2 separate regions of the Homo sapiens genome follow, and region 1 is linked to region 2. A link is an interaction called in ENCODE POLR2A ChIA-PET data of the cell type or tissue named here. Cell type or tissue: IMR-90. All regions are shown on one strand. Links, peaks and the distances in the headings refer to the core of each region. The heading gives the core; the rest is flanking DNA. Region 1 overlaps GRAMD1B (GRAM domain containing 1B). Region 2 holds the start of LINC02727 (long intergenic non-protein coding RNA 2727).

The links. Peaks named below come from ENCODE experiments on the same cell type or tissue, not always from the same donor. Only the 100,000 strongest peaks of a DNase experiment are listed, where the experiment ranks them.
Region 1: POLR2A ChIA-PET joins it to region 2 with 15 read pairs; 6 of 35 experiments call an interaction of 5 or more read pairs at or near these places.

The regions. Positions count from the first base shown.
Region 1 is chr11:123,436,909-123,453,157 of GRCh38, reverse strand. All of the region lies in intron 1 of GRAMD1B (GRAM domain containing 1B), which reads right to left. Among named protein-coding and RNA genes, the nearest start is that of GRAMD1B, 15 kb to the right of the region's middle. RefSeq lists an enhancer at 8,938-9,917. In IMR-90, for the core only: no CTCF peak of the experiment used is centred there; no DNase peak of the experiment used is centred there.
Region 2 is chr11:123,306,964-123,323,212 of GRCh38, reverse strand. LINC02727 (long intergenic non-protein coding RNA 2727) reads left to right here and starts at 8,382. Exons shown (of 2, transcript NR_183637.1): 1 at 8,382-8,710; 2 at 9,420-9,539. In IMR-90, for the core only: no CTCF peak of the experiment used is centred there; a DNase peak (open chromatin) is centred at 7,022; H3K27me3 peaks cover 2,168 bases.

The DNA.
Region 1 (16,249 bases), core at 4,743-12,742, 130 kb before region 2:
TTGTTTCTTCCTAACCTTCTAAGGATACTGTTGAACTGATCAAGACCATGAATATGAGTCATTTCCAAACTAGCCACCCAAAAAGGCCTTAAACTAGTCATTAATTAAGGTAAAATGCTCTAGAACTCTAGATTCTCCATGGTTATGAGGAACAAGGTCAGAAAAATGCACTGAAAGTAACACAAAATTATCTAAATATTGAATTCTTTACTTCAGTGGTGCCTGTGAAACACAAGACCGAACTTTCACTTCCCTACCCCTTCTTTCCTGGAGAAATGAAAGGGAAGCCTGGTGGTTCTACATCTGGCAAAAAGGGAGAAGAGAAGCAAAAGGCCTGGTTAGAAGAGAAGCAAAAGGCCATGGCCAGAATTCCCTAGTGAGCAAAGCCCCAGACATCTTTGCCTATTCTGTGAAATGAATGAAGTAGACCTAATATTGAGAGTAAATAGCTTCTGTTTTCCAAAGCAAAATGTCTATCCAACTCCACTTATTAAGGAAGGTCTTTTTTTTTTGAGACAGAGTCTCACTCTGTCACCCAGGCTGGAGTGCAGTGGCACCATCTTGGCTCACCGCAACCTCCACCTCCCAGGTTCAAGCAATTGTGCTGCCTCAGACTCCCGAGTAGCTGAAATTACAGGTACCCATCACCACGCCTGGCTAATTTTTGTATTTTTAGTAGAGACAGGGTTTCACCATGTTGGCCAGGCTGGTCTCGAACTCCTGACCTCAGGCGATCCACCTGCCTCGGCCTCCCAAAGTGCTGGGACTACAGGCATAAGCCACCATGCCTGGCCAAGGAAGGTCTTCTACCAGAAAAAATGTCCTTCACAAGATCTGGCTAATTGCCAGGATTACCAAATGTAACAGTTACTGCTGTCCTCTTCTTAGATGCACTTGTCACATTTTTATTATATGTTTTTCCTTTAAGCTCTGTTGGACTTGACTGTCACATTTTAAATTTTTACATTTGTTCACAATTACTTGCACTGACTGCCTAACGGATGGTCAAAAAAATCTGCTGTCGGACTGGGTGCAGTGGCTCCCATCTGTAATCCCAACATTTTAGGAGGCCAAGGAAAGAGAATTTCTTGAGGCTGGGAGTTCAAGACTAACCCGGAAAACATAGTGAGACCCTGTCTCTATAAAAATCTAAAAAATTAACTGGGCATGGTGGCACGTGCCTGTGGTCCCGGCTACTCAGGAGGTTGAGACAAAAGGATCACTTGAGCCCAGGATTTAGAGGCTGCAGTGAGCTATGATCATGCCACTGTACTCCAGCCTGGGCGAGAGAACACCACCATACATACATATATATATATAATCTGCTGTCAAACAAATGAATGAATAATAAATAAACTAGACTACATCTTTCAAGAGAAGAAGCCAGCCACACCTCAGTGGCCAGCACATAGCAGCCAAGCAACAAGTGCTGGCTGGCGGGATTTGGACTCTCCTCTCTCTGGCAGCCTGACTGTGTAATGTGTCCCTCCAAATGGGAAGGGGAGCAGGGGAGGTAAAATCCAGTCAAAGCTGTTCACAGAAGCTGCTGCTTTCAAACAGTGGAGCACACCGAAACTGCTAGTTAAAATGTTTGGTCTTTATGTTTCATTTCCTGTGGATTTGAATTACCCACACTGTCAGCATGTATCCATAAGCCTCAGTATAATGTCAGATACAACACACGTATGGTACAACAAAGAAAGGGCCCTAAATTAAAAGTGACATGACACAACCTCTTTTTGAGTCTGGTTTCTAGCATTACTTAGCTGTATGGATGTGGGCATATTTCAGAATCCCCATTTCCTTAAGTGCCAGGTGGGTCTACTCATTACATCTGCCCCACAGGATGCAGGAACAAATGAGGTAATAGATTGTCATGCCATACGCTTGTCACTGGACATCCTGGTGTGTGCCAGTGCTACAGCAATCACAAAGAATAATTATACCCTGTCCCTTCCGTGGGAGAGCCCATGGCCTGGTAAATTGTTTTGAAAAGGTAAAGTGCTACTCAAATTAAGAGATTGTGATAAATTGCTATTGTCTGCATCATTTTCATTTGTGTCCTTGTGAGTGCCATTCTCTGCCACCCTGATGGGACGCTCCCAACAGCAGGTATCAGTACCCCCTCTTTCCTCTCTACCTTCCTTCTTGGAGCCCAGTTTAAGGTACCGCACTCTGTGGTAGCTTAATAAATGGCATTCCCTGCCTGTTTTCCAGGCTTTCATTACACTGGATAATAAAGGGCCATTTCTGGCAGCTCTTTGGCTCTTGGCTTCTGTTAGTGCCAAGAGACTCCCACAAACACCAGAAGAGCAACAGCTTTGACATCTGACAGCTGCAGAGAGACCCAGCTTAATCCTGTCATCTCCCAAGGTCTTAGATGATGTCAGAGCACCAAATGCATCTGCATTCCAAAGTGCCCACACAAATCCAATGAAGTCCCACTATCAGTGGGAAGAGAGTCAGCTTCCCACATTTAGCCACCAGCTCCTCCCCGCTCCCATATCGCTCTTCAAAGCAGTATGGAAGACACTTCTTTTACAACTCTTGATTTCCAAATTTTAGAAAACAAACTAATTCCCTTTCAGTGATGTGGCCAAATAATTCGCTTTTAAACAAATAGGGACCAATATTGCACTGATAATTTGCTGACAGTCTCTCTACCCCACTAGAGAAGCCCCTGTAGGGCAGACTCTATTTTGTTCACTATTATTCCTGGTGTTAGGAACGGTATCTGGCATGTAGTGTATGTTCAATAAATGTTTGTTGGATTAGTTAGTTGGGGAAAAAAGGTGGAAGGATGCATATATTCCAAAATCCTCTTCCCCTGCAGGAGGAACAACTGTTGCCCTGACCTGGAATCAGAAGACGAGAAAAAGTATTGCATTACCATGGCAACCACAGCTCCAAAAATAAATGCTCTTCAAAACTGTTATGGGTCTTTGGTGGGGAAAAAAACCTAACTGCTGTTTGCAGACTATACCAGGGCCCTGGGTCCACCATCAAACAAAATATTGTTCCCAATGTGCTTGTGCTCTCTGGAACCTCATTTTGGGAAAGACTGATCACTCTCCACCTAACTATGCCAAGTTTGGCTCCCCTGAATAGAGACTACCTTTAGAACGGCAGTCTCTGGTTCAGGTGTGGTGACTCATGCCTGTAATCCCAACACATTGGGAGGCTGAGGCAGAAGGATCCCTTGAGCCTAGGAGTTCAAGACCAGCCTGGGCAACATAGCAGGATCCTGTCTCTACAAAAAGTAGAAAAATCTAGCCGAGCATAGTGGCACATGCCTGTAAACCCCAGCTACTCAGGAGGCTGAGGCAGGAGGATCACTTGAGCTTGGGAAGTTGAGGCTTCAGTGAGCCATGATTGTGCTACTGTGTTCCAACCTGAGTGCTGGGTGACAGAGTTAGACCCTGTCTCAAAAAAAAAAAAAAAAAGCCAGGCATGGTGGCATGCATCTGCAGACCCAGCTATTCAAGAGATCAGGATGTCAAGGCTGCAGTGAGTCAATATCTCACCAGCAATCTCCACCCTGGGTGATATATGAAAAAATAAAAATAAAAAGCAGTGTCTGCTCTCTGGGCACTTACTAAAGACTCAGAACCCAGTTAAAACCAGAACAGAAACCAACAGGTTAAAGACAGACAAACAAGCCAATACATAATAGTACAGATTTACATAAATGGCATATGAAGGGGTAATTATTCAGCTTCAAGAGGACTCCTTGCTTTGCAAAATGATTTATCGTAGAATTCCATGAAAATCGAATTTCCTTAGAGGCTTTCATCATTTGATTATTCATTCATTCCCTAAACACATGCTTACTGAGCTCCTACCATGTTCCATGCAAAGAGCTTAGCAGGCACTGAATAAAACAAACACTGAATAAAATAAACTCTGCCTTCAGTGTGTAGGATCTAATAAACGATACAATGCGAGCACGTTATCACACTCCAGTGCAGGATGCTTCAGAAACACAGACATAATGAAGACCTCAGTCAAGAACCATTCCCTAGAGGAAAGGCTAACTAAACAAACGAAAAGGCCTTACGGTGGCAAAGTAGGTCAGTGTTATGAAAAAGGAATTCTGTCTGACGGAACAACGTTGATGAAACCTGGAAATAAGAGAGCATCCCATTCATGGAACTAAAAGGTCAGACTGGCTGGAGGCAGAGCACACAAGAGCAGCAGGTGGATGAAGCAGGAGGGGAACAGAAGTGAGGTTATGAAGACCTTTCTGGCTGCAGAGAGAAGAAGCACAGGAGAGGGGCTGTGATGGAGTCAGGATGCTTGTGTAATACACGTGAGAGCCGGCTATGGTGATGGAGCTGAGAAGGCAGGCTTGAGGAACATTTGCTTGGAGGGAGAGAAGCCTCGTGAAAACAAAAAGTACCAAGCCCCAATGTAAGTAACAGAATGGAGGGAACTGGTTTGAAGGGAAAAATAATGAGTTCAATTACAAAAAGACAAGCTGAGTTTTGAAGAACATCGCAGTGGAACTGCCCATTAGTCAGGTGGAGGTATAAGCCTAAGGCCCAGGAAAAATATGAGGTCTCAGACAGGAATAATTAAAGCCAAGAGAATGGATGAAATCGCCCCAGGACAGTATATGGATTTAGAAGTAGAAAGTGGAGGCTGGGCATGCTGGCTCATGCCTGTAATCCCAGCACTTGGGAGGCCAAGGCGGGCGAATTGCTTGAGACCAAGCGTATGAGACCAGCCCGGCCAATATGGCGAAACCCCGTCTCTACCAAAAATACAAAAGTTAGCTGGGTGTGGTGGCACACACGAGAATCGCTTGAACCCAGGAGGCAAAGGTTGCAGTGAGCCGAGATTGGGCCACTGCACTCCAGCCTGGGCAACAGAGCAAGACTGCCTCAAAAAAAAATAATAAAAAAATAGTACAAGGGGGAGGGTGAGAAAGAGAGTGAGCGAGAGAAAGGGTAAAAGGAGGAAAAGGAGGAGAAATAAGAAGAAACCTGGGGCCAGGCTCTGTGGACCACACCTGGAAGCCCAATACTTTGGGAGGCCAAGGCAAGAGGATTGCTTGAGTCCAGCAGTTTGAGACCAGCCTAGGCAACATAGCAAGACCCTGTCTCTCTCTCTCTCTTTTTTTTTAAATACATATATAAAAGAAGAAACCTGGAGTCGGAATCTTAAGCAGGCCAACACTGAAGGGACATACAGATGAGAGCAGCCCTTAAACTATAAACACTAGGTTAAGATAACTATTGTGGGAGGTTAAAAAAAACAAACTAGGTTTACAGGCAGTTTTTCAGCACCCATCAATAGATCAGAAAAGCAACATCTCATAAATAACCAAAGAAGGAATAAATCACTCTTCCAGCCTCCACTAACCAGAGAAGCAGACTTGGAGGCCTCATAGATAGGCACAAATGTCTTTGCTTTTGTAAACTAATATATGCATTAGCATAACTCTTCAGACACATGTGCTTAATTTTGTCTAACAAGATGAAACAGAAATGTACACTCTCCATTTTATAATCTCACTGAGGCCCAGAGAGAGTGAGTAATCTGCCCAGGACCACACAGCGAGAAAATTAGCAGAACCAGAGCCTCCAACCCATGCTGCCTCAGCCTGTCTCTAGGACTGGTGCTGGGGCAGTCGTCCTAGGAAAAACTGTCACCCTGTCCCCACAGATGGAGGGGCCCAGCCTGAGCGTCATGACTCACTGCCTGAAGATACGGCTCCTTCCTGGATGAATATGGGCTCCCTGAGAAACACAGTAAACTGAACCCTTGTTCTGGTTGCCGGAGACCTGTATTCTAGATCCACCTCTGTCACTGACCAGCTTCATGGCCCTAGACTTCTCAGTTTTTCTGAAGGTGGAAATAATTTCACAAATCCCATCTACCAGGATGACTGGATTCTCTGAGAGACCCGTCTGTCTGACAGAAACAGGTGCTGACAGGTGGCAGCTGAGTGTGAGTGAAATAGGTGAAGATTTGGTAAAATCAAGGCCCTAAGCCCCTCTTCTCCTCTCCCACCCAGCAGATCCTGTCCTCAGATCAATTTTTTTTTCATGCTTTAGTCTGAATGCCATATGCCACTGAAATTAACTTTTACATAGTGATCTCCCACACACTCAATTGGGAGCTCCCCAATGGAAGGGACATCTGTAACCATCTTTTCTTGCCTTTCCTGCCTTTCTTGCCTCTCTTTCTCTTTCTCTCTTTCTCCCTTTCTTTTTCTTTCTTTCCTTTCTTTTCTTTTCTTTCTTTCTTCCGAGACAGGGTCTTACTCTGTCACCCAGGCTGGTCTCAAACTCCTGGGCTCAAGTTATCCTCCCACCTCAGCCTCCCAAGTAGCTGGGACTACACGCACACACCGCCATGCCCAGCTTGCATCCATTTTTGTATCCCAAGCACACAGCAACAGTGCCAGGTTCCCAGTAAGCGCACAATAAGTGTCTGATGAATCGTGAGAATTACCTCTCCTGAGTTATCTGCATTTTCAGTCGCATCTCTCTGGCAGTGAAGCAAAAGGCATTTTAAGAAGCAATCCAAGCATGGAGAAGGCACTTCAGAGAGAGAGAAATTTTCAGTGTTCTGAGAACTTTCTGAATGGGCAGGCGACTGTCCTCTCTGTTAACCTCTAAGACAGCCCTGCCTTCAAACATACATGGCTGACAATGGCTGAAAACTCCTCCAAGAAGTCTGCAGAGGGCTGGGCGTGGTGGCTCATGCCTCTAATCCCAGCAGTTTGGGAGGGCAAGGCGGGTGGATCACTCGAGGTCAGGAGTTCGAGATTAGCCTGGCCAACATGGTGAAACCCCATCTCTACTAAAAACACAAATATTAGCCGGGCGTGGTGGCACACACCTGTAATCCCAGCTACTCGGGAGGCTGAGGCGGGAGAATCTCTTGAACCTGGGAGGTGGAGGGTGTAGTGAGCCGAGATCATGCCACTGCACTCAAGTCTGGGCGACAAAGAGAGACTCCATCTAAAAAAAATAATAATAAAAGAAGTCTGCAGAGGCTCACAGACCCTACTAGAGAACCAGTGAGGTCCAAGTACAAAGCCTGGACCTTCCTCGGAATCTGGAAGCAACAGGCCAAGCTGAGCAACAGTGAGTCTTGGGAGAAATACTCTCAAAAACAAAGATCCACTAGGTATTCTTCCATCTTCACAAAACAAGAGAACATGAGTGTGGATTGTACTGTGGGGGATTTCAGTTAGATCTTAGGTAGAACTTTCCCAATAGTATGTCTTGAAAACATAAAAAGATATAACCAAGAAAGACAGTGCAACCAATCCTCTTTCCTGGGGTTGTTTTTGTTTGTTTGTCTTGTTTTTTTTTTTTTTTTTTTTGGAGACAAGTGTCACTCTGTTCCCCAGGCTGAAGTGCACTGGCACCATCTCAGCTCACTGCAACCTCTGCCTCCCAGGTTCAAGCAATTCAAATCCACCTCAGCCTCCCGAGTAGCTGAGACTACAGGCGCGTGCCACCATGCCTGTCTAATTTTTGTATTTTGTGGTAGAGAGGGGGTTTCACCATGTTGGCCAGGCTGGTCTCAAACTCCTGACCTCAAGTGACCTGCCCACCTTGGCCTCCCAAAGTTCTGGGATTACAAGGGTAAGCCACTGCGCCAGGCCCCAGAGTCTTTTTTTTAAAGTGATATTTTCTGATCAGGAAGATGTGGTTCATCGTAGACACTGGTGGAGAAAACACATGTTGTCACCTAAGTTAAGGGCAAACTCTTCCAGGAGAAGCTCCACCCTGTACAGAATGACCTTTACGGTTGCCATTCCATCCAACCCTGAAAATCAACAAAAAGGTCAAAAAGAGCTCCAAAGTGTAATGATCCAGCCAGAACACGAATGCTCTCTAGATTAAGGCAGATTGCTCTGAGGGGTCAGCCTGGCACTCACTGACATTCCTGCGGGCAAAAGAACACGACAAGGTTAAGTGGCAGAAATACCTGACAACACTCTTCCCACTTTGGAGAAGCATCTCAGCCTGATCCTTCTCTAGAAATAGTGCTTCAGAAATGTACCTTCCTCCTTATTTCACAGACTTCCTGTAGTATGAGATGAAATATATTTGGTCCTTTCCTGGTTCTTGTCCCAGAACTCCTAAAACCCTTGGACTTTCCTGAGTGACAGAAGTGTCTCTTGTTATTTGTAATGAGCCCCATAGATAATACCTGAGTTTATGCTAAGAAAATGACTTAGGATACAGCCCCTGGGGAGCCTCAAGATGGGGAGGAAGGACCAAGAAAGACCAAGTGACTAGAGGATTAGAAGGTTGGATCTCTCAGCTCCACCTACAAACTTCCAGGAAAAGAGAGAGGGAGGTGTGGCTGAAGATCAAGCTCTATGAAAACTCTTGGACATGGAGCTTTGCTGAGCTTCTGGGTTGCTGAACTCGTGCAGGTGCTGGGAGGGTGGTGTGTCCAGGGTGAACACGGGAGATCCATGCCCCATCTAACCCCCTGCAATACCTTGCCCTGTGTAAACCAAGCTAAAATTCTAAAACCCCCAGCTGACTGAATGGACACCACTTTAGGAGACCCAAGGGGACCCAAAGAAAAAAAAAACTAATTCGGGCCATGGAAAGACGTGGGGGCTCAAACATGCCTCATTATACTCTCCTCCTTGTGGAGCTCAGGCACAACTGACCAGCTTTAACATGAAAACAGAATTTTTTTTTTTTGAGGCCCAAGCTAGAGTGCAGTGGTGCAGTCACAACTCACTGCAGCCTTAACCTCCCAGGCTCAAGTGATCCTCCCACCTCAGCCACCCAAAGTGCTGCGATTATAGGTGTGAGCCACCATGCCTGGCCAAAACAGAAATCTTAAGAGTGGCAAAACAGACTATGTTGCAATAAGACAACAAATTCCAACCTGACTCTAGCATAATATTACGATAAAGAAGGAAGTTGAAATATTTTACTTCAAAATATGTTTCTTTGTTATATTTTGAAATGGCCCTGCAAAGCCATCTTTTGTGGGGAAAATTTGCATCTGTAAAGAATCTCTATTAACATAACTAGACTTTTCCCCTTCCAGACCTTCCTAATCCTGAAGAGATTAACTGAAAGTCTAGCACCTTTTAAAGGTCTGAATACAAAATACTGGCCATCCATTGTCTCTAAGGGCAGCCATGTGGGAGACTTCATCTACATAATAAGAACTTTGGTCTCCACAACCCCTTATCTTAACCCAGACACTCTTTTCTACTGATTCCAGATTTTAGATAATAACTTAACTCTTTTCTGACTTGCCAATCAGAAAATCTTTGAATCTGGGCCAGGTGCAGTGGCTCACGCCTGTAATCCCAGCACTTTGGGAGGCCAAGGCGGGTGGATCACAAGGTCAGGAGTTCAAGACCAGCCTGATCAATATGGTGAAACCCGATCTCTACTAAAAATACAAAAATTAGCTGGGTGTGGTGGCGCACACCTGTAGCCCCAGCTACTCAGGAGGCTGAGGCAGAAGAATGCTTGAACCTGGGAGGGGATCAACCTCTTGAATCCCAGAGGTTGCAGTGAGTGAGATCGTGCCACTGCACTCCAGCCTAGGTGACAGAGCAAGACTCCATCTCAAAAAAAAAAAAGAGAAAAAAGAAAATCTTTGAATCCACCAATGACCTGTAACACTAGCCCCCAGCTTCGAACTGTTCAACCTTTCTGGACCAAACCAATATATACCTCACATGTATTGATTATTGTCTTACATCACCCTAAAATGTGTAAAACCAAGCTGTAACCCAACCACCTTGCACACATGTTCTCAGAACCTCTTGATGCCTTGGACTGTGCCTTGGGCCATAGTCACTTGTATTTGGCTCAGAATAAACCTCTTTAAATATTTTACAGAGTTTGACTTTTTTCATCTACACCTATGTACCTCTGCATCTCATTATTGATCTGTATCCTTAATATCTTTTATTATTAGCCTATAAACATAAGTGTTTCTCTGAATTCTGTGAGCAGCTCTGTCAGAGGCGTTTAAATCAGAGCAACTCCATCTTGAATAGCGCCTTGGTAAAATAAGGCTAAGACCCGCTGGACTACATTCGCAGTAAGTTAAGGCATTCTTAGTCACAGGATAAGATAGGAGGTTGGCACAAGATACAGGTCATAAAGACCTTGCTGATAAAACAGACTGCAGTAAAAAAGCCGGCTAAAACCCACCAAAACCAAGATGGCAATGAGAATGACCTCTAGTCATCCTCACTGCTACACTCCCACCAGCGCCATGACCATTTACAAATGCCATGGCAATGTCAGGAACTCACCCTATATAGTCTAAAAGGGGTGGGGGGGGGCATAAATAATCCACCCCTTGTTTAGCATATGCTCAAGAAATAACCAGAAAAAGAGTAGCCATTATTTTATTCCTTTACTTTTTTTTTCTGAGATGGTATCTCGCTTTGTCACCAAGCTGGAGTGCAGTGGTGCGATCTCGGCTCACTGCAACCTCCACCTCCCAGGTTCAAGCAATTCTCCCACCTCAACTTCCTGAGTAGCTGAGACTACAGGTGCCTGCCACCACACTTGGCTAATTTTTGTATTTTTAGTAGAGACGGGGTTTTGCCATGTTGGCCAGACTGGTCTTGAACTCTGGACCTCAAGTGATCCTCCCACCTTGGCCTCCCAAAGTGCTGGGATTATAGGCATGAGCCACCGCGCCCAGCCTTCCTTTACTTTCTTAATAAACTTGCTTTCACTTTGCATTGTGTACTCGCCCTGAATTCTTTCCTGTGCAAGATCCAAGAACACTCTCTTTGGGTCTGGAATGGGACCCCTTTCTGGTAACAGCTCTAGTAAATTAATCGAACCCTAAAAGGGAGTCGGGAACTCTGGTTTATAGTTGGTTGGTCAGAAGTATAGATCTCAGATGCAACATGCAGATAGAGAAAAAATAAAAAAAGAAAAAGTACAGGTAGCTCTAACTTGTGATTGGCATCTGAAGTGGGGGCAATCTTAGAGGACTGAGCCCTGAACCTGTGGAATCTGACACCATCTCCAGGCAGAAGGTGCCAGAATTAAATTGAATTATAAGACACCCAGTTTGTGTCCACTGGAGAACTTCTTGGTGTGTGGGGAGAAAACCCCACATATCTGGTCACAGAAATGTTCTGTGTTGACTGTGAGAAAGAAAAAACAGTTTGATCTTTCCTTTCAAATTCTCTATCCTCAACGCATGGACTAACACTCTCCCTTACCTTCTAGAAGTGCAAGGCACAGAAGAAAAAAGTCTCTCAAATAAAAGGAAAATCTGAATGAGAAAAAACACCAGGAGATAATACACCAAACATGCCCTTGATATAGTCGGGATATTTCTCCCCTCCAAATAGCATGTTGACTTTTTTTTCTCTCTCTCTTTTCAGATAGGGTCTCACTCTGTTGCCCAGGCTGGAGTGCAGTGGCGTGGTCATGGCTCACTGAAGCCTCAACCTCCCAGGCTCAAGTAATCTTCCCACTTCTGCCTCTGAAGTAGCTGGGACTGCAGGTATATGCCACCATGCCTGGCTAATTTTTTTCTCTTTTTTTTTCTTTTATAATAGAGGTGGGGGTCTCACTATGTTGCCCAGACTGGTCTCAAACTCCTGGGCCTAAGCAATATTCCTGACTTGGCCTCCCAAAATTCTGGGATTACAGGTGCAAGCCACCATGCCTGGCCCTGGCTAATTTTTTAAATTTGTTGTAGAGATAGGGGTCACTATGTTGTCCAGGCTGGCCTCCAACTCCTCGGCTCAAGCGGCAATCCTCTTGCCTCAGCCTCCCAAAGTGCTAGGATTATAGGCGTGAACCACCACACCCGGCCTGCATGCTGAGATTTTGTCTCTAGTGTAGGAGGAGAACCTGGTGGGAGGTGTTTGGGCTGTGGGGGAGGATCTCTTATGAAAGGTTTGGTGCCATTCTTTCGAGAATGAGTGAGTACTCATTCTTAGTTCCTGCAAGATCTGCTTGTTAAAAGGAGCCTGACACCCCTACCTCTCTTTCTTGCAACTTCTCACCATGTGACAACCCTGCTCCCCTGTATTAGTCCATTTTCAGGCTGCCAATAAAGACATACCTGAGACTGGGAAATTTACAAAAGAAAGAGGTTTATTGGACTTACAGTTCCACGTGGCTGGGGAGGCCTCACGATCATGGTGGAAGGTGAAAGGCACATCTCACATGGTGGCAGACAAGAGAAGAGGGCTTGTGCAAGGAAATTCCCATTTTTAAAACTATCAGATTTCATGAGACTTATTCACTATCCTGAGAACAGCACAGGAAAAACTTGCCCCCATGATTCAATTACCTCCCACCAGGTCCCTCCCACAACATGTGGGAATTCAAGATGAGATTGAATTGGGTGGGGACGCAGCCAAGCCATATCAACCCCCATTTGCTTTCCACCAGGAATAGAAGCTTCCTAAGGTCAGAAGCAGATACTGGCACCATGCTTCTTATGCAGCCAGCAGAACCATGAGCCAAATAAACTTCTTTTCTTTATAAGTTACCCAGTCTCAGGTATTACTTTATAACAACACAAACAGATCAATATACCCTCTAATAACTGAGTTAACATGATAAAATTATGTTTTCCTTTTTCCTACTATCCAAAACTTTACAATTAACTAGCTATTTTATTAGATACAATATGCTGACTTTTTTTTTCTTTTGAGACGGAGTCTCACTCAGCCGCCCAGGCTGGAGTGCAGTGGCGCTATCTTGGGTCACTGCAACCACTGTTTCCCGGTTTAAACGATTCTCCCGTCTCAGCCTCCCGAGTAGCTGGGATTACAGGCACCCACCATCATGCCTGGCTAATTTTTGTATTTTAGTAGAGACGGGGTTTCACCATGTTGGCCAGGCTGGTCTTCAATTCCTGACCTCAGGTTATCTGCCTGCGTTGGCCTCCCAAAGTGCTAGGATTACAGGCGTGAGCCACTGCATCTGGCCGCGTTGACTTTTATGGCATAAAAAATGATTTCTTGTGCTCACTTCAGCAGCACATGCACTACATTTTTTAAAATGATTCCTTTTAAGACAACAAGCTTGAAGACTCTTGGAGAGTCTCAAAAATGTGTCACTAAACTAACCATCCATTGCCTTTCTGTATTTTCCTAATTGCTGAGGCAAATATTGCAAGGGTTACCATCCCCAAACTGGGCGCTCCCCCTCCCCCAGAAAATTATTTTTCTATGGCTGCAAAAAGGAGGGCAAAAACCAAATAGGTTGTTTATTGTTTTTCTAGTCATCTCCCTCAGCTCCATCATTTCCTGGATAAACTTGCCAACCAGAAGCAGCAAGACTGAAAATCTCTGTGGTCAGATTGTGGAGGGAAGAGGCACCAGGCTGGGTGGGGGAACAGGCTTGACCACAGTGATGTGCTGAGAGGGAGAGACCTTAAAAAGAATGAGGCTGCTGCAGAGATGTAATAGGTCTGTTAGAAACTGGTCGAGATTTCAGGTCAGAGGCCTGAGTTTCAGCTCTGACCCTGCACTGCCTCCGTGACGTGCCTGGTCATCTCATTCCTCCATCTCATCTACAGATCAGAATTGGAGAACCGGAGTCTCATCCCAGCTTGAGGACATACAGAGGACACAGAAGGGCTTCATACCCTCTGACTACCCAATGTGTTAGGGCCTCAAAGGAAAAACCCATGGTTTTCTTTATCCCTCCCTTCCACAAAGGGACCAAAGGCACAGCCACATTTTCCTAGTGAGGATTTCGAGCTATATGACAATATCTGAATCGAAAATCCAGACATGTGGTCTGATAACAGAAGAGGATATTTGAAAACAGGAGTGTGTTTAGGAGGTTGCTGCCTATGGTGGCAGGGAGTGGCTGGCTACTGCCCAACATCTCCTCACCAGCTGAGGCATCACCATCCTGCTTCCCTTCTCCCACTGGAAAACCCACATTCGATTTTCTGTTCTGAGTCCCTGAGAGAAGCTTTCTGTTCTGAGTCCCTGAGAGACCCGAAACAAGTCTCCTCTGAGAGGACACTTCCTTCCAGGCTCCAGAGTCACAGGAGAAGAGCTCATAGATTCCCACCCCCCAAGACAATAAGAAGCTATGTCCCTCCTCACACCAGGCACAACAGCCCCTTGGCAAGTCACACACTGATATGTGCTATGGAAGAAAGAATCCCATTGGGGCAAATGCCCCAGGAAAAACCCTCAGGTTTCATCAAGCTCTTGTACACACAGCAACCCAGCAACCACCTCCAGGCTCTCCGGGCCAGCCTTGGCCCCAGGTCTAAACACCTGCTTCAGGGCCAGCAGTTTGCCCACTGGGGTCAGGAAGAAAATTCCCCACTGGCAGCTTAGCCATTCAGACTCCTTAACTTCTGCGTTACCCTAGAAGCAATTATCAGTGACCAGCATAGCAATTGGAGGCTATATAATACCTGGGAGAAATGCACCAACTAGGACAGAAAGATCACCTGTGCATCTGCCCCATGTTCATACCAGCCCCTTACCTGATGTGTAATTGGCACCCTCTGAGTGCATAACCACCAAGGAAATTTTCCAAATACCAACTCCCACAGAGGAAGCTGGCCAGTATGAAATCAGCCCACAGGGTTCCATCTCTACCGTCTCAGTTTCCACAGATTGTTTTAATCTAGAAACCACATCTACAGCCAGGCGCTAGCTGATTCTCACGGAGGAGTCCACCTAGACCGTCAACAGGGTCATCCTCACACCTCTCTGCTTCCCACAACCTCACACACATCTCCTCAATGGCCTCCCGACTGTCCACATTCCTACCTTGCTTCAGGACCTCCCCCTCCACATCTACAAGTTCTCAAGCAGGGGAGGGCTGACTGCTTCCAGGCCCTGGGGGGATAGGGCAGTGGAGCTGTAATGAGCTCAGGCTTTGGAATTAGGACACGCTTCAAATCCCAGCCTTGCTTCTGTTGGACCAGGAGAATGTTAATCTCTGAACTTCAGGTTCCTCAGCTGGAAAACCTGCCTGGGGGGACCGAGGCATTGTTGTGAGGATTTAATGTGATAATGTATTTAAGGCTGCTTGGCAGAAAACTTGGCACAAAGTAAGACCGGTCCCTGCCCTCAAGGAATTATGAATCTGGTGGAAGTTTTTGCCAGTTAACCCTATCCAGCACCGATCACTTACTTAATCCACTGACCAATCATAGGTCTCCTTTGCATTTGTTCTTTGCTTTGTGTTAAGAAGGACATGAGTTTTCTCTCTCCCACACTTCCTGTGCTTCTCATATGTAGCAGGGCACACACAGAGCGGAGAAGCTACACCAATAGTGACGGGGGCTGAGGGGGAGAGCATTCAGATGCACAAAATCACCCTGCTCTCCTGGAAATGGAGCTGAAACCCGAAACAAGTCTCCCTCCAAAGGTCAGAGGAAGGAGATGAAGAATCAAGATAAATATACCAATGCTGTGTATTCATTACAGGCAAACCACACGCCAGCTAGGCTGGCACCAGAGAGATGACCTAGCCTAGCATGCTGGGCACAATTAGTGAGCGGCACTACCAGTGGTCAGACATGGAGCTAAGTGGAAACCCTGAGGCCCTCCACTCTCTAGCCGCCAGCCTGCTAGACTGTGAGCAGTCATGACGGGGGTAGGTGTGTTATGTAGAAGAAGGGACATAACAGCCAGGTGAAAGATGGTACAAAAGATAGTAACAGTGAAGGTATACTGGGCAGAGATGCAGAGAGGTGCTTCTGCATCCCCTAGAAAGAGCCTGCAGTTGGCCACCACCCAACTCACTCACCCGTCGTCAGCTTTCCCTTCCCCCTCCAGAGAGTGATGACAAGAAGACATCCTGGGAGATGTGGTTTCATCTAATTTCTGAGTTTTCTGAACCTAGCAATTCAGAGAAGGGTTCCAATCCTCAGTTTGGGTTCTGAACAATCACCACAACCAGTTTTGGGCAAGGAAGTTAGAAAGACATGTGAGTATTAATGCTAAGAGCCTGCCCCATCAACTGCAGGCTACGCTATTCCCTGAGCTCAGAGGGCAACATGGCCAGCAAAAAAATTGTGCCATCTTGATAGACTGGATTAAGAAAATGTGGCACATATACACCATGGAATACTATGCAGCCATAAAAAAGGATGAGTTCATGTCCTTTGTAGGGACACGGATGAAGCTGGAAACCATCATTCTCAGCAAACTATCGCAAGGACAAAAAACCAAACACCGCATGTTCTCACTCATAGGTGGGAATTGAACAATGAGAACACATGGACACAGGAAGGGGAACATCACACACCAGGGCCTGTTGTGGGGTAG
Region 2 (16,249 bases), core at 2,930-10,929:
AGTCTGGTTTTACCAATATATCTCAAACATATGCCCATGGATCACCAATTCTGTGCATGCCATTATGCTGTTCTCCTTTCTGAAATGCTCTTCCCCTTGCCCACCTTAATTCCTTTTATCTTCTTTTTATTTATTTATTTATTTATTTTTTTTTTTGAGACGGAGTCTCGCTCTGTCGCCCAGGCTGGAGTGCAATGGCGCGATCTCGGCTCACTGCAAGCTCCACCTCCCGGGTTCACGCCATTCTCCCACCTCAGCCTCCCGAGTAGCTGGGACTACAGGCACCTGCCACCACACCCGGCTAATTTTTTGTATTTTTTATTAGAGAAGGAGTTTCACCGTGTTAGCCAGGATGGTCTTGATATTCTGACCTCATGATCTGCCTGCCTCGGCCTCCCAAAGTGCTGGGATTACAGGCATGAGCCACCACGCCCGGCAATTCCTTTTATCTTCTAAGAACCTGACTTAAACACCTCCTCCCTTTGGAGCCCTCCCATGTTATTGCAGTCTATAATTATCTCCTATTTTTTCCAATGTTTTTAGTCTTTAGAAGCTAACTGAGCATTTTTACATCCCATGAGAACAAAAACATCTTGGTCACTTGTCTTGTATTATTCACTCTAATCTATATGTGTAGATATCACGCTCCTAAGGAAGCATGTGCCACAACTTACAGTTCACTTTATTTTGTTCACTGGTATATTGCCCACCCCTGGAGCTGTGCCTGGAACATAGTAGACATTCAATAAATATTTGTTGAATAAGTGAAAAGTGCTTAAGAAATGTTTGTTGATTGATTCATTGGCCTGGATTGAACAAACGATTAAGCAGAGCAGAAATCAAATAGCAGAGGAGAATCTGGGCACAGTGGCTCACGCCTGTGATCCCAGCACTTTAGTAGACCGAGGCAGACAGATCACCTGAGGTGAGGAATTCAAGACCAGCCTGGCCAACATGACAAAATCCTGTCTCTACCAAAAATACAAAAATTAGCCAGGAGTGGTGGCGGCGCCTGTAATCTCAGCTACTCAGGAGGCTGGGGCAAGAGAATCGCTTGAACCTGGGAGGCGGAGGTTGCAGTGAGCAGAGATTGTGCCACTGCACTCCAGTCTGGGTGACAGCGAGAATGTCTCAAAGAAAAACAAAAACAAAAACAAATAGCAGAGGACAGGATATCATTCTTAAAAATCAAACAGTACTCCACATCCTTGGGTCTGATCCAGATTTGTGGAAGGAGAGGGAAGAAGTGGAGGAAGAGGTAGGCTGTCAGCTAAGACGGTCTCCAAGTTCTCAGGGGAATGAGATGATGATGTAGGGAGTTCTGACTCATCTTGGGAAATCATCAGCACACTTCAATACTCCCTAAAAACAGCAGCCCCCGGATGAAGCTTTGAGGCAGTTTTGGATCCTCTCTTGTCTTTCCCCCTTTGATAGGAGGCAGCTCATTTTGCAGAATGATTTGTTCAGCCTCCCAGCTGCTGTAGTTACTTAGTATTCAGGATACGTTGGGGAGTGCCTGCTGGATCAATCACCTTCACAGTCACATTTCTTCTGAGCCCTAAGCTTTAGTCCATGCCCTCACCAAGTCCTGTTGATTTTTTACATATGGGATGGCTTCAACCTTCTTCATCTTCATTGCCACCGCCCTGATTAAAGTCACCATCATCTGGCACCTGACTCCACTCAGCAGCCTGCTAACTGGTCTCCTCCTTTCTCTCTTGCATGCTCCCCACATTCTAGTCCATTCCCCACAGACAAGCCAGACTATTTTTCCAGACTATTTGTATGCTTACATTACACCTTGGCTCAAAACCTTGAGTGATTTCCCACTGTAGAAGGATAAAGACAAAACCTTTTATGTTGGCCTACTTGGCCCTTGGATGGTCTGGCTCCTGCATAAACATTCAAGCCTCAGAGAGAAACACCTCCTGCATCTTCTCTGGGCTCCGGCCAGATGTTGTAGGTCCTTGGTTTCTGGAATGCACTGGTGTTCCCATCACAAACCTTGGTGTGTGCTGGCCCCCCCGCAATCTCCACCCTCTCTACCTGTTTAATTCTCACTTCTCCTTCAGTTCTCATTACTGTTTTGTTTTTATTTGTTTGTTTGTTTATCAAGACAGGGTCTCACTCTGTCACCCAGGCTGGAGTGCAGTGGCATGATTTTGGCTCACTGCAACCTCCACCATCCGGGTTCAAGGGATTCTCATGCCTCAGCCTCTTGAGTAGCTGGGATTACAGGTGTGCGTCACCACATTCAGCTAATTGTTTTGTATTTTTAGTAGAGACTGGGTTTCACCATGTTGGCCAGGCTGGTCTTAAACTCCTGACTTCGGGTGATCCACCTGCCTTGGCCTCCCCAAGTGTTGGGAATACAGGCGTGAGCCACCGCACCTGGCTAACACTGTTCAATTAAACTAAATTTGGCCCCAGGATGCCTCCTTACATCATCAACTGCAACCCAACTTAGTATATAAACTAACTAAAATCCTAAATTAGGAGTATAATTTTCTAACAAATAATTGAGTTTCAGCCAATCACAGCAAATGAGCTTCAGTCAATCACAGGTGGTCAACTGATCTGATCACATTCAAATGAGGCAAACACCAAGGTGTAACCAATGGAACTGTCCTGTCCGTAAAGGTTGCCTGCCCCTGCTGCAGAGTGAAGAGCTCTCTAAACCTCTTCTGGTTCTGAGACCTGCCCGATTCACGATTTGTCCTTTGCTCGATTAAACCCTGTTAAATTTAATTTGTCCAAAGTTTTTATTTTAACAACTGTCATTTCTTCAGTAAAATCCTTCTTGACCTCTCCCCACACCCTTCCTAGGCTAGATCAGTCCTCTCTGCAATAAGCGCTCGTGGATCAGTGTTCCTTTCCTTTAGGACCCTGCCCTCAGCTGGCCAGCACACATTCCTTACGTGTGGACTGACTATTGGATTTATGACAATTCCCTGCACTGGACAGACTGTAAGCTCCATAAGATGCCTTGTTTGCTTTTGCCCATCATTGAATCGCCAATGCCCAGCAAGATGCCTGGCACATAATAGTTGCTCAGTAAGCATGTGTGGAAGGAAGTAAGGGAAAAAACAAAGGAAAAGAAAGAAGGAAAACAATAAGGCCCCAGCCTCACATTTTAGAAAACCACATAGCAACATATTCACACAGCACCAATATTCATTTTACATAATAGCTGAAATTCAGCAGGCAGGTTTCCAAGTTTTATCTTGGTTTTATGGGCTTGGTGAAATCGCCAAAGTTCTCTAATGTGGGGTTTCTTTTATTTATTTTCACATACAGTTGTAGAATGCCTACTAAATGCAAGGTATGTGTTAGAAGAATGCTTCTCAACTGCCAGGCGTGGTGGCTCACGCATGTAATCCCAGCACTTTGGGAGGCTGAGGTGGGCAGATCATGAGGTCAGGAGATCGAGACCATGCTGGCCAACATGGCGAAACCTCCTCTCTACTAAAAATACAAAAATTAGCTGGATATGGTGGTGCATGCCCAGCTACTTGGGAGGCTGAGACATGAGAATCACTTGAACTCAGGAGGCAGAGGTTGCAGTGAGCCAAGATCCCACCACTGCACTCCAGCCTGGGCAAAAGAGCGAGACTCTGTCTCAAAAAAAAAAAAAAAAAAAAAAAGTAGTCATCTCTTTCAGATGATGCCTACTATAGAGGGATATATCAAAATTTCAAGGGGGATCTTATTCAGAATACGAATAAACCCGCAACCAACATGATGAGCACATGTTGGGTGTGTGTGAGAGGCAGGCAGAAAATGACATAGAGATGAATAGACACTTCATGACATCAAATAATTGTCCCTATGATGTCAGAAAGACATGGAGCTACAACTACACAAGGAAATTTGCTGGAATAGAGAAAAAAGTGTGATGCAGAGTACAGAGTATAGAGGAGAAGTAGTTAATTTCAATTTGGAAAGGAAGGAAGAGGCTTGTTGGTAACTGAGATGGGTTCTAAAGGATAGATAAGAAGACTTTATGGGCAGCCAAGAGGGACAGTCACAAGGACCTTTTTCCAAGAAACATGGTGAAGGCTAACTAGTTAATGGGCAGAAAGTCCTCTGAAGCCTTTTACAAGAGGCTCTGTGAATATCAAGTACTGTCTCTGGATAGCAGATAATTCCAATACATTCAACTACATAACAATTGTGCTTGTCTCACCAATGATATTACTCCTGAGAACTGAATATATCTAAGGTTTTTTCTTCATTGCCCAAGAAGGTCTTGATTTACCAGCATAATCAGTTTATGGGAGAAATTATTCTAGCCATCAACAGGGGAGGATTAGCTAGGGAAGGGCTGGCTCACGTTTAGGACTCACTGATGATTATTTCTGTTCTTACTGAGCAGCCAGATGTCTGGCACTCTCTGAGATTTTATCAATTTAATTTGACCCCTGGAGAGACACATAAACAAGGACAAGTCTTTCCAGGATATGATGTGGAAAAACAGAGACAAGAGATGGTACTACACAAAACTGTGTCATCGGCTACACTTGTGTGGGAATGCTTGGTCTCTCTGACTGTGGTAGAGCCTACTACTAGTAATTATTAGCTCTTACAGGGTCCTGAGCATTATTCTAAAGGCTTCAGATGTACAGCATTATTTAATCCTCACCACCACCTATGAGACAGGCAAAGTCAATGCCATTGACATTTTAGAGGACAGAGCTGGGGCACAGAGGAGCTAAGTAACTTGTTCAAGGTAACACAAAGGTAGGATTTGAACTCAGGTGGTCTTGTTTCACAGCCTGTGCTCTTACCCATCATATGAGACTGTCTCTCACCCATAGAATTGAAAAAGGCTTTTCCATTTTCCCTCTTCCTCTTCCTCTTCCCCTTCCTCTTCTTCTTCTTCTTCTCTTCTTCCTCTTCCTCTTCCTCTTCTTCTTCTTCTTCTTCTACTTCTTCTTCTTCTTCTTCTTCTTCTTCTTCTTCTTCTTCTTCCTCTTCTTCCTCTTCTTCCTCCTCCTCCTCCTCTTCTTCTTCTTCTTCTTCTTCTTCTTCTTCTTCTTCTTCTTCTTCTTCTTCTTCTTCTTCCTCTTCTTCTTCTGTTCTTCTTCTTTGACGGAGTCTCACTCTGTCACCCAGGCTGGAGTGCAAATGGCACGATCTCAGCTCACTGCAAGCTTCACCTCGTGGGTTCATGCTATTGTCCTGCCTCAGCCTCCCGAATAGCTAGGACTACAGGCACCCACCACCACGTCCAGCTAATTTTTGTATTTTTAGTAGAGAAGGGGTTTTGCCATATTGGTCAGGCTGGTCCTTCTTCTTCTTCTTTTTTTTTCCCCCTTTTCTTTTATTTATTTATTTTTTGAGACAAAGTCTTGCTCTGTCACCCAGGCTGGAGTGCAGTGGCACAATCTCAGCTCACTGCAACCTCCGCCTCCCAGGCTCAAGTGATCCTCCCGTCTCCCGAGTAGCTGGAAGTACAGATGTGCACCACCATGTCTAGCTAATTTTTTGTTTTTTGTTTTTTGAGATAGGGTTTCATCATGTTACCCAGGCTGGTCTTGAACTCCTGGGCTCAAGTGATTCGCCCACCTTGGCCTCCAAAGAACCGGGATTACAAGCATAGACCATCGTGTCCGGCTGCTGTTTCATTCTCTACCTGTGTGATTTGGGGCCTGTTACTTAACTTTTCAGTGGCATTTGCATTGTAATAGATTACAAAGCTTTACAGTGGGAAAAATTGGAGGTCTCAGCCTGCTACCCTCCCCATATCCTCAACCCCTAGCCCCAGCTGAGGCATTAGTTTCATTTCCTATATGCTCAGCTCCAAAAATCTTGACCAACTCTGAGTAAGAATGTGCTGGAGCAGGCTCAGCTATACCAGTCCATGGAGGCCAAGTCCTAGAATGCTCAGCCTTAGTGTAATACTGGCCTCAGTGAGTCCCTGCGGGCCCTGAGCTCCCTTGTGCCTGCACCCACTTGTCCCTGGTGTGGCTCCTCTGTCCTGTAAATGCAGCTCCAGGCCTCACCTTCCTTACCCAGATTCCCCCCACAATTCACTCTGTTGATATGACTAAGCCTCTGCTTTGACACCTCCTCCTAGCTCTAGTTTAGGAAGCCTATCTAATGCCCAGTTCTGGTATATGGGTTGGGCCCTGCCTTGCAATTTCCAGTTCCTTTCCCCATTTTAAACGAGCATGGCCGCTTAAGACAGCTCTCCCTCAGAGCTGGGCCTCTGCTCCCGGCAGCCTCTCAGTTCACTACTTACCTGACCACTTGCAACACCTGTGTTCCCCAGAGCGCTCTATCAACAAGCTGATGATCTGACTCCCCCTCCCTCCCTCCCCTCCCTCTCCCCGCCTTCCTCCCTGCTTCCTCCCTCCCTCCCTTCCCCTCTCCCTCCCTTCCCCCCTTCCTCCCTTCCTTCCTTCCTTTCTTTTTTCCTTCCTTTTTTCTTTCTTTCTTTCAGATATGATTCACATAAATAAAATTCATCACTTTAACCATTGTAAAGTATATAGTTCAATGGCTTTTAGCATATTTTTGAGGCTGTGCAACCAATACCATTATCTAATTCCAGAATGTTTCCATCACCCCAAAAAGAAACCCCATATCCAGGAGTAGTCACTCTCCATTTCTCCTCCCTCAGCCCCTGACAATCATCATTCTACTTTCTGTCACTATAGATTTGTGCCTATTCTAGACACTTCATACAAATGGAATCATACAATATTTGTCCGGGTTTTCTGGCTTCTTTCACTGAGCATAATGTTTTTAAGGTAGTGCATGTTGTAGCTTGAATCAGTACTTTGTTTCTTTTTATGGCTGAATAATATTCCATTGTGTGGATAGACCACACTTTGTTTATCCATTCATCACTTGATGGACATTTGGGTTGTTTCTAGTTTGGGGCTGTTATGAACAATGTTGCTATGCACATTTGTGTACAAGTGTTTCAGCCGTCTTGGCTATTATAATTAGGAATGGAATCGCCGGGTCATATGGTATGTTTAACTTTTTCAGGAATTCCCAAACCGCTTACCAAGGAATCTGAGTCATTTTACATTTCCCAGCTGTGCATAGGGGTTTCAGTTTCTTCACATTTACCGCAACCCTCCTTATGGTCCTACTCTGGTATTTCTTCAGTCTCCTGCCACTGGGTATTTTCATGCAGTTTCTGATTCTTTGAACAAAGTAAACGCATTTGATTTTGATGGTAGAGTCCTGAGATTTGGTCAGCTTCGCCATGCGGGATATTAAGGCAGCTATATTTTAGGGGGCATATTAAAAAAGAATTCTAATCTTCAGTTTTCTCATTTGCTAAATGGGAATAATAATAAGGATTTTGGGCTGATTAAATGAGATAGTGCATGTAAAACCCTCAGCATGATGCTTATAAACCCTTACCTCAAAAAATGCTAGCTCTCATTATCACTGTCTTTCTTTGTCCACATGTCTGGACCTCTGGCCTGTCAGTCATTCCATCAGCCATTTGGTTAGTTAGCAGGTATGGACAGAGAGCCCCCGCCACATGCCTGCCACTGTTTTAGGAACTAGTAATACAGCACTAGACAAGAAAGAGCTATACCTTTAGGATCTAACATTCTACTGGGGCAAGAGGCACAACAAACATGCAAGTGAAGAAATGAAAATAATTTTAGAAACTGGAAGTACCTGAGAAAATAAAATAGGGTAATGTAGTTGTGGATAGGGTGAGGGGCTGCCCAGATGGTGTGGCCAGGGGAAGCCTCTTGGAGGAGGAACATCGGAGTTAAGACCTGGAGGCACTCACACAAGGTCTGGGGAAGAAAACTCCACACAGAGCAAACCCCAGGCACATAATTCCCGGGACAGGAAAGCCTTGGAGGGGCTGAGGGGCTGAAAGGAGGGAGGGGAGGAGGGAGGGGAATGGCAGGAACTCCAAACAAGCCAGGGATCATGGAGAAGAGACAGCAGAAGCCAAAGGGGCTGCTGCAGCGCAGTGCTGGGGACAGCAGCAAGAAACAAGAGTGTCCGTGGGGCCCCGGAGAAGGACGTCCGTGAAACTGGGCTAAACCCCAAGTGTGAAATTTGGCAGGGGTTCTGGGTACTGAATGTTCTCCATTGTTGGCCACAGTCAAAAGAAGCCTCGCCGGAAATCTACAGCATGGCACAGCTCGTCCCTGAACGACACTGTCACTCGCTCTTGGGAAGTCCTGTCCTCATTCAGATTGCTTTATTTCTGAGACCAATCACCTGATCACACATCTGCTGCTAGCATTCGAGCCCTAACACAAGAGTGTGCGTGAATATAGGTGATTGTGTTTCAAAAAGGAGGGAGAAGGAGGCCTGAATGCCTCTCAGAGTGCATTGTGTCTGGGGCTAGTAGGGTTGCCCCTTGTTCTGTGATGTCACAATGCCCAAACACACGCACCAAGAAGTCATCAAAGACAGCCCAACTCACAGCCCATGAGGGACCCTGAGTACTGCCTCTGACCTCTCTATGGCAAGCCAAATGGCCATGGGAAGACCCCATGGAGTGTCAGAATGATGCCGTTGAGGGCAAGGATTTTAGACCGGTCATGGATTCTGCCTGTGCACTGGGCTCTACCACTTTCTAGCTATCTGGCTACTAGCAAGTTACCTTAACAATCTAAGTTTCAACCTCCCCATTCGTGAAATGGAGATGATGTCTTAGTCATAGAAGTAGCAAGTCTACTGCATATCAACAGTGTAGCACTGAGCCTGGCTCTTTGTAAGTGTTCAGTAAGTGTTACTCATTATAATGTATTATTATTATTACTACTACTACTACTTTTTTCTTTTTTTTTTGAGATGAACTCTCGCTCTGTTACCCAGGCTGGAGCGCAGTGGGATGATCTCTGCTCACTGCAGCCTCTGCCTTCTGGGTTCAAGTGATTCTCCTGCCTCAGCCGCGTGAGTAGCTGGGGTTATAGGCATGAGCTACCACGCCCAGCTTATTTTTGTATTGTTAGTAGAGGCCGCATTTCACCATGTTGGCTGGGCTGGTCTTAAACTCCTAACATCAAATGATCCACCCACCTTGGCCTCCCAAAGTGCTAGGATCACAGGCGTGAACCACCGTGCCCAACCTACTACTACCATTTTAAAAGCCTCTACCTATAAAGGATCACAATGCTTTGAAAAGGAAGTGCAGAGGTTGAAGGGTGTCTCAAGGAGGGCAGTGATCAAAACCATACTAAGTATTTGAAAATCAGAAGAAAAGGTTGGGTGAGGGTAGATCCTGGATGAAATAATATTATTAAATAGCTTTTCAAGTATAGACATTGAAGAGCTACAAGCTGGAAAGGGGGCCAAAACTAACTCGTTTTTTGGTATACCTTACCATATGCCAAATACCAGACTGCAGAGTTTACATTTGTTATTGCATTCAATCCCCATTGCAACCCTCTGAGGTTGTTATTATCATTCCCACTTCACAGATAAGGAAACAGGCCGAGAGACGCAAGTCAAACAGCAAAGGATGGTCTGCTGTCTGTCTGACTCCAATGCCAATGGTCTTTCCTCTATAACCTAAAGCAATAAAACCCCTGCAACATCTATCTTATTATTACATAAATTATAAGGTTCAATATACCCCCCCACCACAACCACTAATATTGCAGCTGCACAACGGCAGTCCTCACCGAGGAATTAATCCATCCCAGGGAGACAGACATGTGAGCGGCTAAGTATAATGTTTGAATGATAAAGGCTCTTTGTGTAGCAAGAACAAAACTCTGGCAGAGAACAGAGGAAGAGTGATTCTTTCTGCTGGAATCAGGGAAGGAGTAAAAAAAGCCCGGGGCCTTCTACAGAGGAGGAGAGCCAGGTGCGGCTCTGTAGGGTTAGCTGGTGGAAAGGTCTGGGAAGAGCATTCATGTTGGATGTTGGCTGGGGCAAAGGAAGCCAAGGTATGGAGGTAAGGAGGCAAGTAACCTGATCACATGAATATTTCAGGGTATTACATCTGACGACAGTGTAGAGGATGCAGCAGGGAGAGAATGAAGGCAAAAAGTGAGGTTCTTCCAACTCATGTTACAGTAAGACTGCCTTTGGAATCTGCAGGGCCGTTTTAGTAGGCAGTAAAGGAGGTATTTCAAGGAATCCACTAGGTCTGGTCCTTCAAAGAGCTCACAGTACATGCCCATCTTTCCTGACCTTCCTCCAAGGTCCCTGATGAGGAAACCTGCCGGGGGAAGAGCAAGACCCATCAACCTTCATTCCCACTGCACTGAAAGGCCAGGATGGCTTTGTTAGTACAAGTGCTTTAGAAACAGACTTGTTGGCTGAGACACCAGCATTTCCAGGGCATACAGAAGGGGTTGCATCTAATACTTGAGAAGGCCTCAAAAGAGAGCAACAGTCCAGGACCTCCCTCAGGATAGGCTGGGAGAACAAGATGGTCTGGCGCAGGAGAGGAGGCTTAGATCTCTGCCCATTTTCATTCATTTGCAAGTGCACATTGAATGCTTGCTGTGTACCATGCCTTATGTTGGGTGCTGGGCATGCCAAGGTGAAGGAGGTAACGTTGCTACTCTCAAGGTCACAGTCTAGTGTAGAAGATGGAAAAGTAAACAGAAAACATTTACAGAATGGGAAAGGCATAACAATAGAGATTCTCAAGGATCACATAGGAGCAACAACACTCAGGAGATAGAAGAAATATCAGGGACCTTTTTGTAAAGATCCTATGTACTGAGCATGTATTAAGATGCCATATTCTGGGCTGGACATCAATTGTGTTTTGAAGAGTGAGTAGCTAGAAAATGAAGAGGTAAATGTTTCAGGCAGAGGAAATAGTATCTGCAGCAAAGGAAAAGAACGTGACATACTGTGGAATCCACAAGTGGCTTATATATTTTTTTTCTTTCTTTTTTTTTTTTTTTTTTTTGAGGCAGGATCTTGCTCTGTCACCCAGGCTGGAGTGCAGTGGCATGATCACTGCTCACTGCAGCCGCGAACTACTGGGCTCAAGCAATCCTGCCGCCTCAGCTTCATGAGTAGCTGGGACCACAGGTGCGTGCCACCATGCCTGGCTAATTTTTTAATTTTTTGTAGAGACAGAGGTCTCTCTATGTTGCCCAAGCTAGTCTCAAACTCCTAGGCTCAAGTGATCCTCCTGCCTAGCCTCCCAAAGTGCTGGGATTACAGGTGTGAGCCACTGTGCCCAGTCAAGTTTAATAAAGCTTAGGATAGAATGAAGGAACAAAGGAGGTAAAGTTTAGAATACAATAGGGAGTGTGGGGGCTGGAGAGGTGGACAGGGGTCCAATCACAATGTATCTTATATGTGATGCTGAAGAGCCTGGAGAGCCATTAAAATATTTTAATAAGAGAGTGACATGATGACATTTTTATTTTTTTTTTGAAACAGAGTCTCACTCTGTTGCCCAGGCTGGAGTGCATTGGTGCCATCTCAGCTCACTGCAGCCTCCACCTCTCAGATTCAAGCAATTTTCCTGCCTCAGCCTCCCAAGTAGCTAGGATTACAGGCATGTGTCACCACAGCCAGCTAATTTTTGTATTTTCAGTAGAGATGGATTTCACCAAGTTGGCCAGGTTCTCGAACTCCTGACCTCAGGTGATCCCCCCACCTCAGCCTCCCAAAGTGCTGGGATTACAGGCATGAGCCACCGCACACAGCCTGACATTTGTATTTTTAAGATCACTCCGGATACAGTGATATGATCAGATCATATGATATGATATCGAGATATGATGAGAGTATAGTTCAGAAAACAGTCTTGAATTTCAGTTCCAAAACTGTAGTAGTCAGATCAACTAAGTGGAATTAATATAGATGAAAACTATTGAGACCCTGAACTAAGAGAGGGGCAGTAGGGATAGAGAGGAGGGAACCTGCTGGAGAGGTATTTGGGAAGGAGAATGAGAATTGGTAGGGCACGGTGACTGTTTGGGGTCAAGAGGAAACAGCAAGAGTCGAGAGGGAACGTCAGAATTTGGGCCTGAGCCAGGTATAAAGGAAGGCAGGAGATGGCTGGATTGGTCTAGGGATTGGGGTTTTGCTGAAGAAGAGCAAAAGATGAGGGTGAATGAGAAACAAAGATAATCAAACAATAATGATGGCCGGCGTGGTGGCTCACACCTGTAATCTCAGCACTTTGAGAAGCTGAGGTGGCAGGATCGCTTGAGCCCAGGAGTTCGAGACCAGCCTGGGCAGCATAGTGAGACCTCATCTCTGCAAATAATATTTAAAAAAAATTTTTTTAATATAATGATGAAGTAATATATTTTGTTTTCTAGACTGATTGGAGAAGGAAATTGAGAAAGAAGTAGATTGAGAGATGACTACAAATGGAGAGGCAACATGGCCAGAGATCTTATTAAAATTAGGGAATAGGCACAGTAAAAGCAAAGAGGTTGGAGACATGGAAGGATAAGACACTGTGGTCAGAGCGTGCATATTGAGTTAAAGGTTCTGGAGATGAAACCATTTCAGATGAGGACAAAATCAGGGTGTGGCCATAGGTGTGAGTAGCTGAAGTAGAATGGCTGTGAGTGTCACTCTGAAGCTTGACTGTTGGACACGTCATCCTCATAGACACAGAAGTCAGGATGACGGTAGGTCTTGGGGTGAAGGGGAGGACCTGGAGCCAGGCCCTAAACTCTTCCATGAGCCAGGAAAATGACACTTATAAGAAAGAATATGGCAGGAGAATGTGGGTTTCAAAGGAGCAATGTTTATATTAGGACTGGAACAGTGTACGGCTTGGAAGCAGAACTGGGAAACTTTAAAGTTGTTTGTCGGGGCTACTTCTTTGGCTGGCACTGGGGATGGGAGAATGAGCATCCCTCAGAAGAGACAAAGCAGGTGAAGCCGTGCCCTCATGTAAGAGTGAGTTTCCATTCAAATCAGGAAGAGAGTGCGGGATTCCAGGATGCCCTTGTGTAAGAGTGAGTTTCCATTCAAATCAGGAAGAGGGTGCGGGATTCCAGGATGCCCTTGTGTAAGAGTGAGTTTCCATTCAAATCAGGAAGAGGGTGCGGGATTCCAGGATGCCCTTGTGTAAGAGTGAGTTTCCATTCAAATCAGGAAGAGGGTGCGGGATTCCAGGAAGAACTGGAGGATGCAAGGGCATTTATTTACTCTGGTGTAGTGTTTCAGAGGTCCTGCAGGAGACAAAGAATGAGTTAGGGAAGAGGCAGCCCAGGGAGAATGAAGACAAGAGTACTGCTTGGTGGTGCTTGCGACCCTTGCCACTGCCACCTTCACAATCATCCTCATCTCCCCTCCCTTGCTCCACATCCAATTGGCAACCAAGCCCTGTTGACTTTGAAATCAAAGTAAGTAGCTTTCTAGGCTCTTCCTGTCCTTTCCCCACTGCCCGTGCCTGAAAGCTCCCATGGTCTCCTATGTGAAGCACTGCAAAGACATCTTGTTTGGCCTCTGTCTCCTGCCTCAGTTATCCTTCCCCAGGCTGCCTCCACCCTACTCCCACCTTCCTCCATGCAGCTGATAGAAGGTTCTTTTTCATCCACAAACCTGATCCCATCATTCCACCACTCAGCATTCCTTGATGGCCCCTCAGTCTTCATCATGATGCAATCTGTTCTATTGGCATGGCATCCACAGTCCATCAAAATTAGGGACAGATAGTTGGGGAAAGATAATCTGATGTTAGACAGATAATGGCTGCTCTGTCTAATGGCATCTTCTCCTACTCCCCCTTCAGAATGTTATGCCCTGGTAGTACTCAGTTATTCCCAGCTCTCAGAACATGTTACTAAGTCCTCTCATGCATCCAGATTTTGCACATTCCAGTCCACCTGCCTACATGTTATTCCCACTTACCACACCTTGCCCCTGACAGAATCCACTCAAATGCTTCTTCCTCTGTGGGCTCGGCCTTCACTCCTCTGGACAGCTTAGGTGATCTTTTTCTTGAGCTCTGCCCACACATTGCACGACATGCCATGAGAACAAGTATATACTGCACTAAATATATGACTATTTCTCTACCACTTGACAGTAAGCTCTTTTGATTTTATTTATTTATTTTTGAGAGAGAGTTTTGCTCTTGTCGCCCCAGCTGGAGTGCAATGGCGGGATCTCGGCTCACTGCAACCTCCACCTCCTGGGTTCAAGCGATTCTCGAACCTGCCTCGGCCTCCCCAGTAGTTGGGATTACAGGTGCCAGCCACCATGCCCAGCTAATTTTTGTATTTTTAGTAGAGATAGGGTTTCACCCTGTTGACCAGGCTAGTCTCGAACTCCTGACCTTAGGTGATCCTCCTGCCTCGGCCTCCCAAAGTGCTGGGATTACATGTGTGAGCCACTGCACCCAGCCAACAATAAGCTCTTTTTAGAAGAAAACACTGTTTTTCATGCTTATCTTGACCACCTATCACATTATCTAGCACATAGTAGGTGCAAACTATTTACAGAATTTATGATTGACTTAGTAGATGTGTATTTAGGGAAAGGATATTCAGTCATCTAAGGCATGATGTACAGAATTAAGCTCCAGGTTTCAAAGGAAGCTCTTGTATGAGACATTTGGAAGCTCATAGACTATGTCTGTTGCATCTCCAGACCTCTCATTTTCAGGGCCAGCACAATATTTTTTTGTATGGTGAGGGCTTAATAAATATGGAAGAAAGACAAAGTCCCTGCCCTCAGAAAGGAGCCAGTAGACCAAGGAATATTTCTACAACCATGCCATTCCCACTCCCTTGCTTCCTCAGTTATCCCTAAGAAGTCCTAGGACTCCAATCACTTGTTCTTTCATCCATTTATTTAGCAAAGCTGTCGTAGGTCAAGCGCTATGTTCTGCTTTTTAATTGGAAACTTCTGGAAGGGCAAGACTGTGGTTAGTTTGAGTTGTGTGTATTACGCAAGCAGAGCATTCCATAGGAATAGACTCTTTTCCTCAAAGCATGTGACACCCAAGACCTTGGGGTCCCTGTGAGTTTTTCCTACCCCTGCCTGGCAGATTATTCCAGCTCGCCAGGCTTCCTCCACTCTCTGGAGTCCCGTTGTACTTGAGTCAGAACCAGACAGTTGGCATTAATTGCTCTCTAATTGTTTCAAGTGTGCTATTTTTATCTCCCCAGTACTCTGCACTCTCCTTGCAAAGGGGCCTGGTCTTTTGGTTTCACATTGCCATCGTGTTCCAGTGCTCAGTAAAAGCTTGCCGATTGATTTTTCTATGCACTGTAATTATTTCCAAGGCTGCCATGAGATAGAGGTTTCTGTTTGTTTGGTTGTTTTTTTTTGTTTGTTTGTTTTTTGTTTGTTTTTTTTTTGAGATAGGGTCTCACTCTGTCACACAGGCTGGAGTGAAGCAGCCTGATCATAGCTCACTGCAGTGACTTCCCGGGCTTCAAGGGATTCTCCTACCTCAGCCTCCCAAGGAGCTGGGGAGTCAAGGAGTGATTCTAGCTAATTTTAAAAATTTTTTATTGTAGAGACTGGGTCTTGCATGTTGCTCAGGCCAGTCTCAAACTCCTGGGCTCCAGGGATCCTCCCCTTGGCCTCCCAGAGTGCTGGGATTACAGGCATTCATCTCCTGGCCTGATGGAACTCTGTTGCTACTTCTACGCCTGCAATCCCCCTCCCCACTTTCAGAACTCACTGTTTTTTCTGTTGGTATCCAGCATGCTCTCATCTCAAAACTTCTCTGTTCTCTTTTCTCCAAAAGCAAATCTTATTTCTTGTACTGTCAATGCTCCTGAGCTTCTCTCTCTCGCTTTTTTTTTTTTTTTTTTTTTTTTTTTTTGCTAGTCCTCCTGCATAAGGGCTCTCTTGGCAAGAAATGTTATTCTTATCAACCGCTTCATGATCTATTTTTACATCTCCACGCAACTTATTAAATGCTTGTAGGACCTGCTGGGGTAAAGGAAGCCTTCACTTTGATTGAATTTCCCTGTTTTCAGCTTAATATTGAGGGAAAGACTGAGCTGAGGCAAGATCAACCAGGAAGAGAGAGACTTCTTTATGGAACGGTGAGCATAGAGTGCTCAGAAGTGAATGGTGAAGAAAGGGCCTGGGGAGGAATGCACCGGCCTGGCTCCCAGCTCCTTTCGACTTGGTCTCAGAGAAAAAGGCCATAAGATGGTAGAGACAGCTTAGAGGTTTGCTTAAGAAGTGCTTCTTAGAGTTCAGAGAGCTACCAAAGATTTTCTAAGAATTGCCATTATGCTTCTCCAGATGGTCTGAAATGACCCTGTTTACCCTGAAAGTTGACTGGATCAAAAGATCTGATAGATCTGGTGGGGCTGCTGAGATGGTTTTGTCCAACCTCCCCCAG